3 separate regions of the Homo sapiens genome follow, and regions 2 and 3 are each linked to region 1. The links are chromatin contacts, found by Hi-C or POLR2A ChIA-PET in ENCODE. All regions are on one chromosome and are shown on one strand. The core of a region is the stretch at or near the end of the contact, and the rest is flanking DNA. Distances in the headings are between cores, read along the strand shown.

Region 1 (4,070 bases), core at 765-3,264:
TTATATAGGTCTGGCAATTTAGGAGAAATACACAAAATGTTTCTATTAAGTAGAATTTATTTATGCCTTCTAAGGGCTCAAAATTTGGTCATGAGTGCTGAGGAAATGGGATTCTGTGACTCTTTAGAAAGACATAAAGAAAAAAAATTCTCTTGAAGATTCTAATGCTATGTACTAAATTATTTTGAAATTCAGTTAACTAAAAGTTACTGGAATGGGAAGGGAGAAAGAGCGCAAGGTGGTGAAAGCCAAATATTTTTTCACAAAAATGACCCACTTTTTCAGATCGTATGGTTCAGTGCCTTTTTTTTTTTTTTAAATGAGTAAACTAAAGCCTAGAGAAATAAAATGCTAACGCAGGATTATATAACTAGTGAATAAAGCAGAAATAACACCAGACTGGAAATCTGAAAATTGTTTTTTGGAGTACAGTTCAGTGCTTTTCTTCAATACCAGACTGCTTCATGGAAAGGCTAACAATTTGGCTTGGGACAAAGTAGGTTTGAAAGGTAATATAGGACTTAAAATATAGCAACCAGAATTTAACTAAAGTATATTTTTAGGGGTGATTATAGGCATTTTTTTTTATCATAGTTCATTATTTAGTAATCCCTTAACGATTGTTAGGGTGCTTGGCAGGTTAATAAAGTGTGTCTTATTTGTAATTATATTTATTTGTAATTATTTCTAGTTTGGCAAGTCAGCTGTTAGATGAAAAAACTGAAGCTTAGTTTGCTTAGTCTTAAGATTCATGACCGGAAAAGTGTCCATAATAATTTCTCATTTTTAAAGATAAATTTTGGCATGACTGTGGTAACCGTATCAGAAAATTTTGGTAGCAATGTTAGAGAAAGACTTAGAAGTGAATCTCTAACATATATAACCACACAGCATTAGCCAGACCTTTTAAAGAAATATGAGAAAAAGGTTAAAGGCTTAATCGACTCAGCCAAATTTATCCAACAGGATGATAGAACTAGGTTTTTTGTATTTCTAGTTTTAGTGCTATTTCTTTTGGATAATTTTGCCTTTTTGGTTTTAAAAGAAAATGTTCACTAGCCTCTGCTCTCTCATTTTAGTAACCAGAGGGATGGGTTACCTGAGATCTGTTGTTAACTAGACAGAATGTGAGTAATGGAGTGGGGGTGGCCTCTAGAACCAGTCTTTTCTCAGATAACTCAATTCTTCCTCAACTATGAATAGGAATTAAAAAAAAAAAAACCCTAAATATGAAGGTTAGTCATGGGTTACCATATTGCAGATACACCTTTTTTTTTTTTTTTTTTTTAAAGAGAGAGTTCTGTGGCTTGATGTATAACCATAATTATAACCACAACTATCTGGGCTTAATTTGTCATTTGGGCTGCTGCTGTTTGCACTGAACAGTACAAACTTTTACTTTGGTTTTGTTATCTGACTATTGGGTCTTTGACACTTAATGGGCACTTCTTTTTTTTTTTTTATTTAATTTAGAAGTTATGTAACTTCTAAAGCTATGGTTCTCAAGTGTGATATCAGGATTCCTGGAATTTCCTGAGAGCCTTTCATGGTGTCTATGAGGTCCTTGTTTTTCCAACTATGTATCTGTGTCAGGTCAGGTTTTCTTCATGTACTTCAACCAGTATAACATGTCATAACAGACTGAATGTAAAAACAGATGTAAGAATCGGCCTGTCTTCTATTAAGCCAAACAAAGGTATTTGCAAAAAGTGTAAAACTTGGTCACTCTTCTCAGAAAATTTGTATTTTATTTTGGAAAAATAGTTTTTGTGTTTTTTTTTTTAATTTTAAAAATATGGTATTTAATTTCAGGTGAGGCTATTTATCATAGAGCTCTGCCTATCCCTGACCTGCAGTGGGGATATGACCTAAATGGGGAAGATGAGTCATTTTCAGAGGCCAGTACGGATGCTGGGGGAGAGAAGAGTAGCCTCCTTTTTCTGGTTTCACTAGCTGTTAGAATAATGTAAGCTGGGAACTGCTTGGGGGCCATCATTTTTGCCACACATAGAGAGCATTTCTGAAAGTGAAAAATGCAGAATAGAGAGTCCTGGTGATATGATTTGAACTCCTGGATTCAGAAAAAAAGCCAGCCCCACATATGGGCTTCCTGTTTGTTTGCACATAAATTCTTCTTCTGATTACTCAAACAAATATAGAGAGTTTTTATGCTAGTTTTAATGGATTTATTATATCAAACTAAACTAAATTTTTTCTCAATTTTAATTCTTGATAAATATTGATATAACTCTTTTAAATAAAAAGCTGTTTGGAGTGGTTCCTATTTTTAAAGCATAGAGGGCTCCTGATACCAAAAAGTTTGAGAACCACTGTTCTAAAAGTAAGATGGAATCATGCTATTTCTTGGAATGATGTGGGGGAATAAAAGAACTGGCCAATAGTTTTCAGTGTTATAATTACATGTATTGTGATACATTTTGCAGTGATGAAGAAGTATTAATAGATTGTGTGATGCTCAAGGATGGATCATATTTAGATATGCTTATATTTTGATTTTATTTTGTAGAATGAACTGGGTGTATAATAACTCTTAATGAGTAGTCTTTGCTGTAACTAATTACTGTATATAAGTAATCTATTTTTGCTTTCTTGTTTGAATTAAGTGAAGCATGTAATAAACTACAATTAAAATTTTCAATGTATGTATTATGCTTGCTGCAATGAAATTTGGATTTTTAAAAGAGTAATTCTAAGTACAGAATATAAAATCATGACTTTGATGCAAATTAGATATTTTTCCTGAATATAAAATGAAAATTTGGAAAGAACAGACGTGGGTGCATATCCGTGTTCTAAAGTTACTCAGTTAACATATTTAAATTTAATTTTTAATTCCCACTACCACCTCCAGCTTCTTTTCAAGATTACTGAACATGGAAGCTTGGGTTAAATTCCGTGAGTTATATTCTACTGAATTTCTAAAGTCTCCAAGAAACTCGTGCAAAACAAACTTTTTGAAATATTGTATTGGAGTATTATAGCTTTCTTTACGGTCTCATTACTGTTTTGAAAATCTGAAAAACTAAAACACACTATGGGTGTGTTGGGGGATTAGTACAACCTTTATTTCCAGAGGTGATTTGTTTCTTGTTAAGAATATTTAGTTTTTAAAGATATTTTATTATAACATTTGATTTTCTGTATTAATTTGGCTTCTGTAACTTTAGTGTGTGTACTTCCCTCTCCACCCCAGATATAGTTGGAAGAGAATGACCTTCTTAGATGGTCACTTCTATGCTTTTAAAGGGTATGCATGAAGCTGGAAGTCTCCAACTGAACTGTTTTTAAAAACAAAGATGCCAGCTGGGCACTATTGCTCTCACCTGTAAATCCCAACACTTTGGGAGGCCGAGGAAGAAGGATCACTTGAGGCCAGGAGTTCGAAACCAGCCTGGTCAACAGAGCAAGACCCTATTTGTACACCCAAACAAAAATTAGCCAGGTGTAGTTGTGTGCACCTGTAGTCCTAGCTACTGGGGAGGCAGCGGTGGGAGGATCTCTTGGCAGGAGTTCAAGGTTTCAATGAACCATGATTGCACCACCGCCCTCCAGCCTGGGTAACAGCAAGACTTTGTCTCTAAAAAAATGAAATGAAAAGAAAAAAAAAAAAAAAACTTTATTAGCTGTATCCTTAACACAGTATATTCAGGAATTGACAAAGTTTTATTTTTATGCCTTTAAAATCATTGATGTGAATGACTTCATAGTGATTTGGAAATTTAATTTGCCAAAGCTCACTGAAGCAGTTAATTTGAAATCCTTGGAGAATTAAAATTGGAAACCCCAGTGTTCGTGAATGCTCACTTTGCTCCATTTCACTGGACTCCTGTCCCTCATATGTGTCAAGAAGGTCAAGTAGGCCTTAGGCTCTTTCTGATGGGTTCCCTTGGCCTGGGCTTTTTAAAATTTTTTCTTTTCCGGATAGCCATAAAGCATATTTGCATTCCATTTCCATTCCTATCTAAATTCAGATCCCTGTTTAAATGTCCCTTCAACAGAGTCCTTCCTTGATGATCTTAAATAATACTTGTTTTATCTTTTCTGTTTTC
Region 2 (4,070 bases), core at 430-2,929, 2.4 Mb after region 1:
ACTATGATTGGAATGTGATATAACCGTAATGTGATACAATATTAACGTAATGCAACCTATGCTCATCATGTTTACTGAATTGGTTTAATGTATTTTGCTGATCATTTATACTGTTCACCCAACTTTAAATAAATGGGCCTGTATTTGACTTATTTGTTTTTCCTTAATAATTATCATTGTCCTTCTTAGAACTTCCTATTGTTCCTCATCATCCAGTCACTGAGGGACCTAAACAAATGTTGCAGCTCAGGCAAATCCACACTCTTATGCTACTAGAGGCTTTGTACAGTTTGATTCAGTGATCTGACAGCTGACAGGCCCTTAAAAAACACCGAACAAACAACACTGGCATTTCCCCACATTGAATTCATTTTATTATAGAAACAGTCTCACTCTCTCACCCAGACTGAAGTGCAGTGGTGACATCATAGGTCACTGTAACCTCCTACTCCTGGGCTCCAGCCATCCTCTCGATTCAGCCTCCTGAGTAGTAGCCGGGATTACACCAAGCTCGTCTGATTTTTTAAAATTATTACTCTTCTATTTTTTTGTAGAGACAAGAGTCTGGACATATTGCGCAGGCTGGTCTCCAATTCTTGACCACAAGCAACCCTTCTGCCTTGGCTTCCCAAAATGTTGGGATTACAGACATAAGCCTGTACCACTCCTGGCCTCACACTGAACTTCGACGTAACTTTATACATGGCTTCCTAGCTCAATTTCTTGAGAAAACGGGAAGAACGGAGAGCTCCCTGGGCACCACTGCTTTTCAGTGTCTTATACATGGGTCTGAGTGTTCTAAGACATCTTTGAATGGAAAACTACTTTCTCTCTTTTTTTTTGGAGGTGTAGAGAGGAATGGCGCATGATTCAACTTAATGATATTGCACCTAAGAATGTTTCTAACTGTAAGAAAACGCAGTATCAAAAAATCCAAACTTTAAAACAAGTCAACTAGGTAGCAGTTACAAAGATGCCTTGATTTACAAAAGGATTCACCAGAGGTTTTCTTTTCAGCAGCTTTGTAATCCTTTACTTTCCCCATTGCGTTTCAAAAGCTATTTACAAATTTCAGGACTCTATTTCATAAAGCAAATGTCGTTTTTAAAATGTAATAACTCTAATGATAAAAGCCACTTTAGAAATATTGGGAAATACAAATATTTGAAAAACAAAAACCATGTGCAATCCCAGCGTTAATACTCTCACTATTCTGGTACATTTCCTTGGCATCTTTTAAGCACCACTTATGCACATCGATGCGCGGGTCTTCGGAGACTGTATTTAACTCCTCGGTTTCAGGCATCCGGGGCGGCCACCCGCGGGCCGCGGTCCCCAGCAGGCTCCGGCGAGACTCCTTCCTTTCTTTTTTCTGCTCCACCTCCCTAAACCTTCCAGTTTCAGCCACAGATAGTCTCTTCCACATATAGCTAGCTTCAGCCCTCCCACATTCCATCTCAAAACAACAAAAAAAATCCCCTTCAAGCGGGAGTCACATCTCTGGCAGGAAGGCAGAGGCTCGTCCCACAGCAAGGAGACTGGGGCGGCCGCAGCGCGCGCTCCCGCTTGGGCGCGGCCCTACTCCCGCCGGGCTCCGCCCCCCCCCCGCCCCCTTCCCGCCCCCTTGGGCGGGGACGCGCCAGGGAAGCGCGCGGCCGCGAGCCCTGGGCGCCATTTTAGACTCGCTGTTTGTGGCCCAGGTGCAGGAAGCTTACGCGGTGGCAGCCGCTCGCTGAGGTAGTCTCTCGCGGCGCCGGGGATCCCTGAACACAGACAGCGCGGGACTGAGAAGGAAAGCTTCTTTCTGGGCAGCCAGAGCCGCAAAGGTGGAGCCGCGTTGGCGCCCTCCGCGGGACCAGCGCCTCGGATGCGGGCGGAGCGCGGGGGGCCGCGGCTGCGGGAGCGCGAAGCGGGGGGCCAGGGGCGCCTCATGTGAGAGCCGCGGGACCTGCAGCCGCCGCCGTCCCCGGAGCACGGGGTGGTGTGTGGGGGAAGCCGCCCCCGGCAGCAGGTAACGGCGGAGGGGCAGGGCCGAGCCCCGCTGCGACGGCGGAGCCGGGGAGGGACCGCGGACCGTCTGTGGGCGGGCCGGGGTGGGGTGGGGTGGGGGGGGGCGCGGGGGCCGGGGCGCGCGCGGGCCGCTCCTCAGGAGTGCCGGGCGGGGCGCGGGGCGCGGCACCCAGACCTTGGAGCTTGCTTGGGGGCGTTTCCCCGCCGTGCCTGCTTCCAAACATGTCAACAAGGCGTGGTGCGTGTGCGGCGGCCGCCTGCAGCCTGCCCGCGACGCCGCCGCTCCCGGGTTCGCCGCGGCTCCTGCCAGGCTTTATGACCCTTGGCGGGGGCTGGTGACAGGCACCATGGAGCTCGCACTCTGTGGGCTCTCCCGGCGTCGGCTACGCCCGTGCTGGTAGCTTGAGCAATGAGGCACTGAAATGTCAAAGCAAACTGCCCAGGGTGGGGCGCATGAGAAATGTCAGGGGAAGCCAGTCGGTGGGGAGGTGGCGCAGGGAGGAGGGGACGCCCCTGCCGCTTAGCCAGGCGAAAAACTTGGTCAACTTGTGTTGAGCGGATTCGCGTCTGCCTTTGGCGTGGGCAGTCCTTTAGGTGGGGTTGCAGACAGGGGTCAGGAAGCAGCCCAGTAAATGGTCTGTATCTCCAAGCTGAGAGGTGAGAGAGATCATTTTTATTTTGTCGTTGCTAATGATATCCAGTTGAGTGACCCAGATTTTTTAATTAGAATCCTCCTTTTCTAACTTGAAAAAAAAGTAACTTAGTTTCTGTTATCTCTGAAATATTTATAAAAATACCATCAACTATCAGTTATCTATCTATCTATATGACCTGTAGACAGATTTTCGCCACTGTGCGCTCTCTAAGCATTTAGTTGTGAGTTAACCTCTTTATAGTGTTTTATTCTTGTAGTTCAGCCAAAGAATGCATATTAGTTTGATATTAGTAAAAGCAGAACAGAAAGGAACTGTGATGCCAAAATAGGCTTTTTAGAGTTAACTACAAATGAGCATTTAAAATTATTGCATGCCCAGTGTAAAAGTGCCTAATACAACGATGCACACGGCTAGCTGTTCACTTCCGGTCTTCACCTAATGAAGTTGCTTCTTTCAAAGTTTTTTTTTTTTTTTTTTTTTTTTTGAGACAAGGACTCACTTTGTCACCCAGGCTGGAGTGCAGTGGCGCGATCTCGGCTCTAGCGATCCTCCCACCCCAGGCTCCCTAGTAGCTGAGACTACAGGCATGGGCCACCATGCCCAGCTAATTTTTGTAGAGACAGGTTTCATCGTGTTGCCCAGGCTGGTCTCAAACTACTGAGCTCAAGCGATCCGCCCGCCTTGTCCTCCCAAAGTGCTGGGATTACAGGCGTGGCCCACCGCGCCCACCTGGAAAGTTTATGGAACATAGAGTTAGTTCACTAACTCCTTGTGCTGCTCAGCTAGTCTGTGGTCTTTCCTCAGTAGTTTGCTATTTAGCAGTTTGTAGTCATATCAGTCCCTCACCAAAAGCTGTGGTGGCCTAAGTTGCATTATTTGGGGCCTAGAAGCTTTGCAGGAAATTAAACTGCCAGAGCCCTGAAGAGGCCTAGTTTTGGTGCTCTAGATTTCTAGAGTCTAGAATGTCTCATTGACGTTTTATAGTACAGCTTGGTTCTCCACACTTCTTTTCAAATATAGGAGGTGTTTTCACTTTGACAAAAGTAGGAATTATAGGGTCCATTGATGTAAATTATTTGCAGGCTGGAAGATGCTCTGAGATGTTTAATTTTATGTATAGCAGAGTTTCATGTGTAAATAGATTTAATAAGATACTATTAAAGTAGTGTAAATTTTTTCATACATAAATGAAATCAACTTGGAAAAATTGACATTTAAAATTTTAAGTGTCCACTCACTTCTGTTATTTTCATGCACAAATGAGGATAGTGCAGAGGATATTTTTATTGGAATTTGGCCTTACATTTTTTTCAATTGCTTAATGCACTATAATTGTAACATAGACATATTACGTATGACAATTAACAGACTTAATTCAGCTATTTGTAAACTGGTAAGTTCTTA
Region 3 (4,070 bases), core at 1,103-3,602, 2.2 Mb after region 1:
GTTGCAGTGACCCGTGATCACACCATTGCATTCCAGTCTGGGTGATAGAGGAAGACTCTATCTCAAAAAAAAAAAAAAAAAAAAATTGAATCTATAAACTCGTTTTCAGGAGCTCTGGGATTTGGTGGGAATGGGGCAGTAAGTGCTCTGCTTTGAGATTCAGGTGGTATCTGTTGTCATTTAACCATGATAAAACCAGAAGACTAGAACTGCAAAGAAAATCTACCATCTTAAACTCATATGCTAGAATTTTAAATAATCAAAATAGGAATTTTTTAGTATTTTCTAGTCAATTTTTATCTTCTATTAATGTATTTATCAAAAATTGACTGTAGTTTGTATTGCAAATTTTAATATATAGACATAAAATAAGTTATTTGATACTGTTACTGATATCTAACACTAAAACTCTATTTTATTTTTTACTACAGTGACTGTAAAAAGCTTTATTTTTCTTTCAAGTAAACATGCATTGTTTTATAAGTGCTTCTCATTTTTCCCTTGTTTATATGATAAGCTAGATAGCTGGGTAGCAGGAACACTGAAAAATTTATTTTTAAATAGGTAAATATTGAAGAATGTTGTTTTTAGAAATGCTTAACTACTTTACCTTTTTTGTAACAAACTTCAAAGTTACTGTTGAGGGTAATTTAATAAATGAACTATAAAAGTGTCTTGGGCTCAGTAAAAAAAATTCAATTAAAAAACTCAGTAAAAAAATTCAAAAGAAAGTTTTGAAGTTGTCTACCATTGCCTTTCCATTTGATTCCGTTTATGGTATCATTTGAATTAATTGTTGTCTGTTTTTTCATATTCTGGATTAGGAATGTTTTGAGTCATTGTTGAGTATTCTTCACTGGAGCTGGACCACCTTAGTCTTAGGAGTTGAAGAACTTAGAGGATTAAAAGGATTCCAGTTCACAGCTACACTCCTAGATTTAGAGAGACTGCGCTTTGTGGGTACCTGTTGTCTGAGGTTATTGCGTGTCTATACCTGTGAAATTTACCCAGTGTCAGGTATGATGCATTTTTTTTAAATGACTATAGGGAGAAAATATTAGAGACATTGAGAAGATTTACTTTGAGATAACTGAGAGTTTATGCCCCCCAGCTGCATTTAAGCTGCTTCTAAAATGAGGGGAGAAAGTCAGCTTGCTATGATGCTTATGTATTTGCTTATAAAGAGTAAAATAGATTACATGTCATTCTGATACAAAAAGTAATAGTGGGCCAAAGTTAAATAATCTAATAAAGTTTAATTTTAAACAAATTCTGTCAAATAGAAATATTTTGAACAAGCAATTTGGACTTAAATGCTGAAACTAGGTTTTTATTCCCCCTTCCATTTAGATTAAAAATTGGGACTACACTTAATCTCTAAGTTGTTTCATTTCTAAGATATTAGTACTTGTGATACTTAGCTGTATAGGGAATTACTGAATTATATTGATTGTTTTCATGCATATTTAATATTTTGCTTAATTACCAATCTGCTTTTTCCCCCTCAAAGCTACAGGAAAAGCAGTTGTAGAAGAAACTAGCAAATTAGCAGAGTGTATTGGAAAAACCAGAACTTTGTTAAGAAAAATTTTATCAGAAGGAGTTGATCACTGCATGGTGAAATTGGATAATGATCCTCAAGGATATCTCAGTCAACCCTTGAGTCTTCTAGAAGCTGTCCTTCAGGAATGTCATAATACTTTCACTGCCTGCTTTCATTCTTTCTACCCAACTCCTGCCTTACAGTGGGCTTGCCTTTGTGATCTGCTGAATTGTTTGGATCAGGTAATTTAAGTTTGTAAAATGTTAGTTGAAAATCTGATATATTGCTTAATACTCTTCAAGAAAATAAATTGCAGTTGCCATATCTTCTTAACTTGTATAAAAGATAAATTAGGAAATCATTCGGTGTACATGACTTATATAAGCAAAGTTTAAAATTTTTTAAATCTGCTTCATCATCTTTTAGTTACAAAATTGGTAGGCACATTGTGCAGTTGCTGATTGGTTTTTGAATTGGAGTGAGTGATTCTGAGAGAGGGAGAGAGGAAAAGAACCATAGTGACCAGGGGAGAGCAGGGATAGCACCAGGAGGCCCCCGCCACCCTCATCTGTGAGAACAGGAAGGAGAGAGAGCTGAGAGAACAGTCATACTAGCATTGTTCATTCATTCATGAGGAAGCCACAACCTTTGTAAACCTTTATGCACCAAGTCACAGAGTTTCACAACACCTGAGGCAAAACACTGACAGAACTACAGGGAGAAATAGATTCACATTGACAGCTGGGGACTTTAACACTCCTCTTTCAGTAATTAATAGAGGAACTAGGCCAAAAACATCAGCGATGCAGATTTGAACAGTACTGTCAACCATCTTGATCTGACATTTACAAAACAGGATATGAAACTGCAAAATACATATTCTTTTCAAGTACACATGATTTTTAAAAGAAATATTTGGGACCATTCACTAAGGTAGATCATATGCTAGACCATAAAATGTCTTAATAAATTTCAAAAGATTAAAATGTGAAAGAATATATTTTCAGACCACAGTAGAATTACAGTAAAAATCAATAGCAAAGGATATCCAGAAAAAGCACCAAACATTTGGAAAATGACAGCACTTCTAAGTAAGCAGTTGATCAAAGAAGAAGTTATAAAGGAAATTTTAAAATGTTTCACATAGAAAGATAAAAACATAATATCAGAATTTGTGGGATTTAGCTAAAGCATTGCTTAAAAGAGCTCTTTATACCCTTAAATGCTTATATGAAGAAGAAAGGTTTAAAATCAGTGACCTAAGCTGCTATGTTAAGAATCTAGAAGGAAAAGCAAATCTAACCCAAAGTTAGAAGGAAGGAAGGAAATAATAAAGATAAGAGCAGAAATCAATGAAATAGAAAGTAGAGAAAATTAACACAGCTAAAAGTTGGTTTTTTGAAGAAAAAAAGTTGGTAAACTCCTAGCAAACCTGACTGGGAGAGAAGAGAGAAAGAAAAAACATGAAATACCATAATCAAAAGTGAAATAGGGGTTCACCGGGCACGGTGGCTCATGCCTGTAATCCCAGCACTTTGGGAGGCTGAGGTGGGTGGATCACTTGAGGTCAGGAGTTCGAGACCAGCCTAACATGGCAAAACTCAGTCTCTACCAAAAATACAAAAATTAGCCAGGCATGGTGGTGCACAGCTGTAATCTCAGCTACTCGGGAGGCTGAGGCACGAGAATTGCTTGAAGGCGGGAGGTGAAGGTTGCATTGAGGCAAGATTGTGCCACTGCACTCCAGCCTGGTGACAGAATGATACTCCATCTCAAAAAAAAAAAAAAAAAAAAAAAAAAAAAGAAATAGGGACTATCACTATAAACAACTTTATACTGGTGAATTTTTCAGCCTTAGAGGAAGTTGACAAATTCCTTGAAAAATATAATTTTATCAAAACTAACACATTAAGAAATAGAAAAATCTGAATTGCCTCATATCCATTTAAAAATTATCAAAAACTTTCCCACAAAGAAAATTTCAAGTCCAAATATTGTCATTTATGAATTCTGTTAAACATTTAAGAAAGAAATAATGTCAACCTTTTACAAAGTCTTTTGGAAAATACAGGAGGCAACACTTCCCAACTAATTTTATGAGTTTAGCTTTATCCTATACCAAAACCTAACTAAGATACTACAAGGAAAAATTACAGATGAATATCACTCAGAAACATAGATGCTCTTAAAAATATTATCAAACCAAATTGAACATGTAAACAATATATCATAACCAAGTGGGATTTATCTTAGAAATACTTAGTTAAATAATTGAAAATCGATGTAATTTACCATGTTAACTGAAAAAAGAAGGCAAATTGATGATTTCCTCCATATAGCTACAGGAACAGTGGTTGATGAAACTAGCAGTTACTCAATGATGAAAACCTCTCAGGAAAGTAGGATATAAGGAAACTCCTAAATCTGATAAAAAGATATTTACAAAAAAATCTTCACTAACAACATCCCACTTACTGGTGAAATCTGAATATGCCCCTAAGTTTGGAAACAAGACACGTGGTATCTA

Evidence for each region. Hi-C counts contacts between places; a loop is a spot of excess contacts on that map. ChIA-PET counts read pairs that join two places held with the same protein, here RNA polymerase II (POLR2A). Pooled maps may share reads with other maps.
Region 2: a loop to region 1 is called in a pooled map, with 4 times the contacts of the local background. The contact joins the promoter of FBXL3 here to the enhancer-like site in region 1. A Hi-C loop is called at or near these places in 1 of 168 maps with a recorded cell type or tissue (CD4-positive, alpha-beta T cell) and 4 of 50 pooled maps. POLR2A ChIA-PET finds 5 or more read pairs at or near these places in 2 of 52 experiments (T-cell and activated B cell).
Region 3: a pooled map shows a loop between it and region 1 (4-fold over the local background). The contact joins two enhancer-like sites. A Hi-C loop is called at or near these places in 1 of 168 maps with a recorded cell type or tissue (B cell) and 1 of 50 pooled maps. POLR2A ChIA-PET finds 5 or more read pairs at or near these places in 1 of 52 experiments (B cell).

The regions. Positions count from the first base shown.
Region 1 is chr13:79,383,810-79,387,879 of GRCh38, reverse strand. All of the region lies in intron 1 of RBM26 (RNA binding motif protein 26), which reads left to right. Among named protein-coding and RNA genes, the nearest start is that of RBM26, 20 kb to the left of the region's middle. Within about 2 kb of position 2,014, at least 4 of the 41 ENCODE cell types and tissues checked have a DNase peak (open chromatin) inside an H3K27ac peak, as active enhancers do; they include B cell, where a contact is called at or near this core.
Region 2 is chr13:77,024,768-77,028,837 of GRCh38, reverse strand. FBXL3 (F-box and leucine rich repeat protein 3) reads left to right here and starts at 1,679. Exons shown (of 5, transcript NM_012158.4): 1 at 1,679-2,011. RefSeq lists silencers at 1,559-1,608, 1,779-2,058, 2,079-2,138.
Region 3 is chr13:77,182,818-77,186,887 of GRCh38, reverse strand. MYCBP2 (MYC binding protein 2) reads left to right here. Exons shown (of 83, transcript NM_015057.5): 31 at 825-1,017; 32 at 1,511-1,785. Among named protein-coding and RNA genes, the nearest start is that of MYCBP2-AS2, 100 kb to the right of the region's middle. RefSeq lists an enhancer at 2,053-2,102. Within about 2 kb of position 2,352, at least 4 of the 41 ENCODE cell types and tissues checked have a DNase peak (open chromatin) inside an H3K27ac peak, as active enhancers do; they include B cell, where a contact is called at or near this core.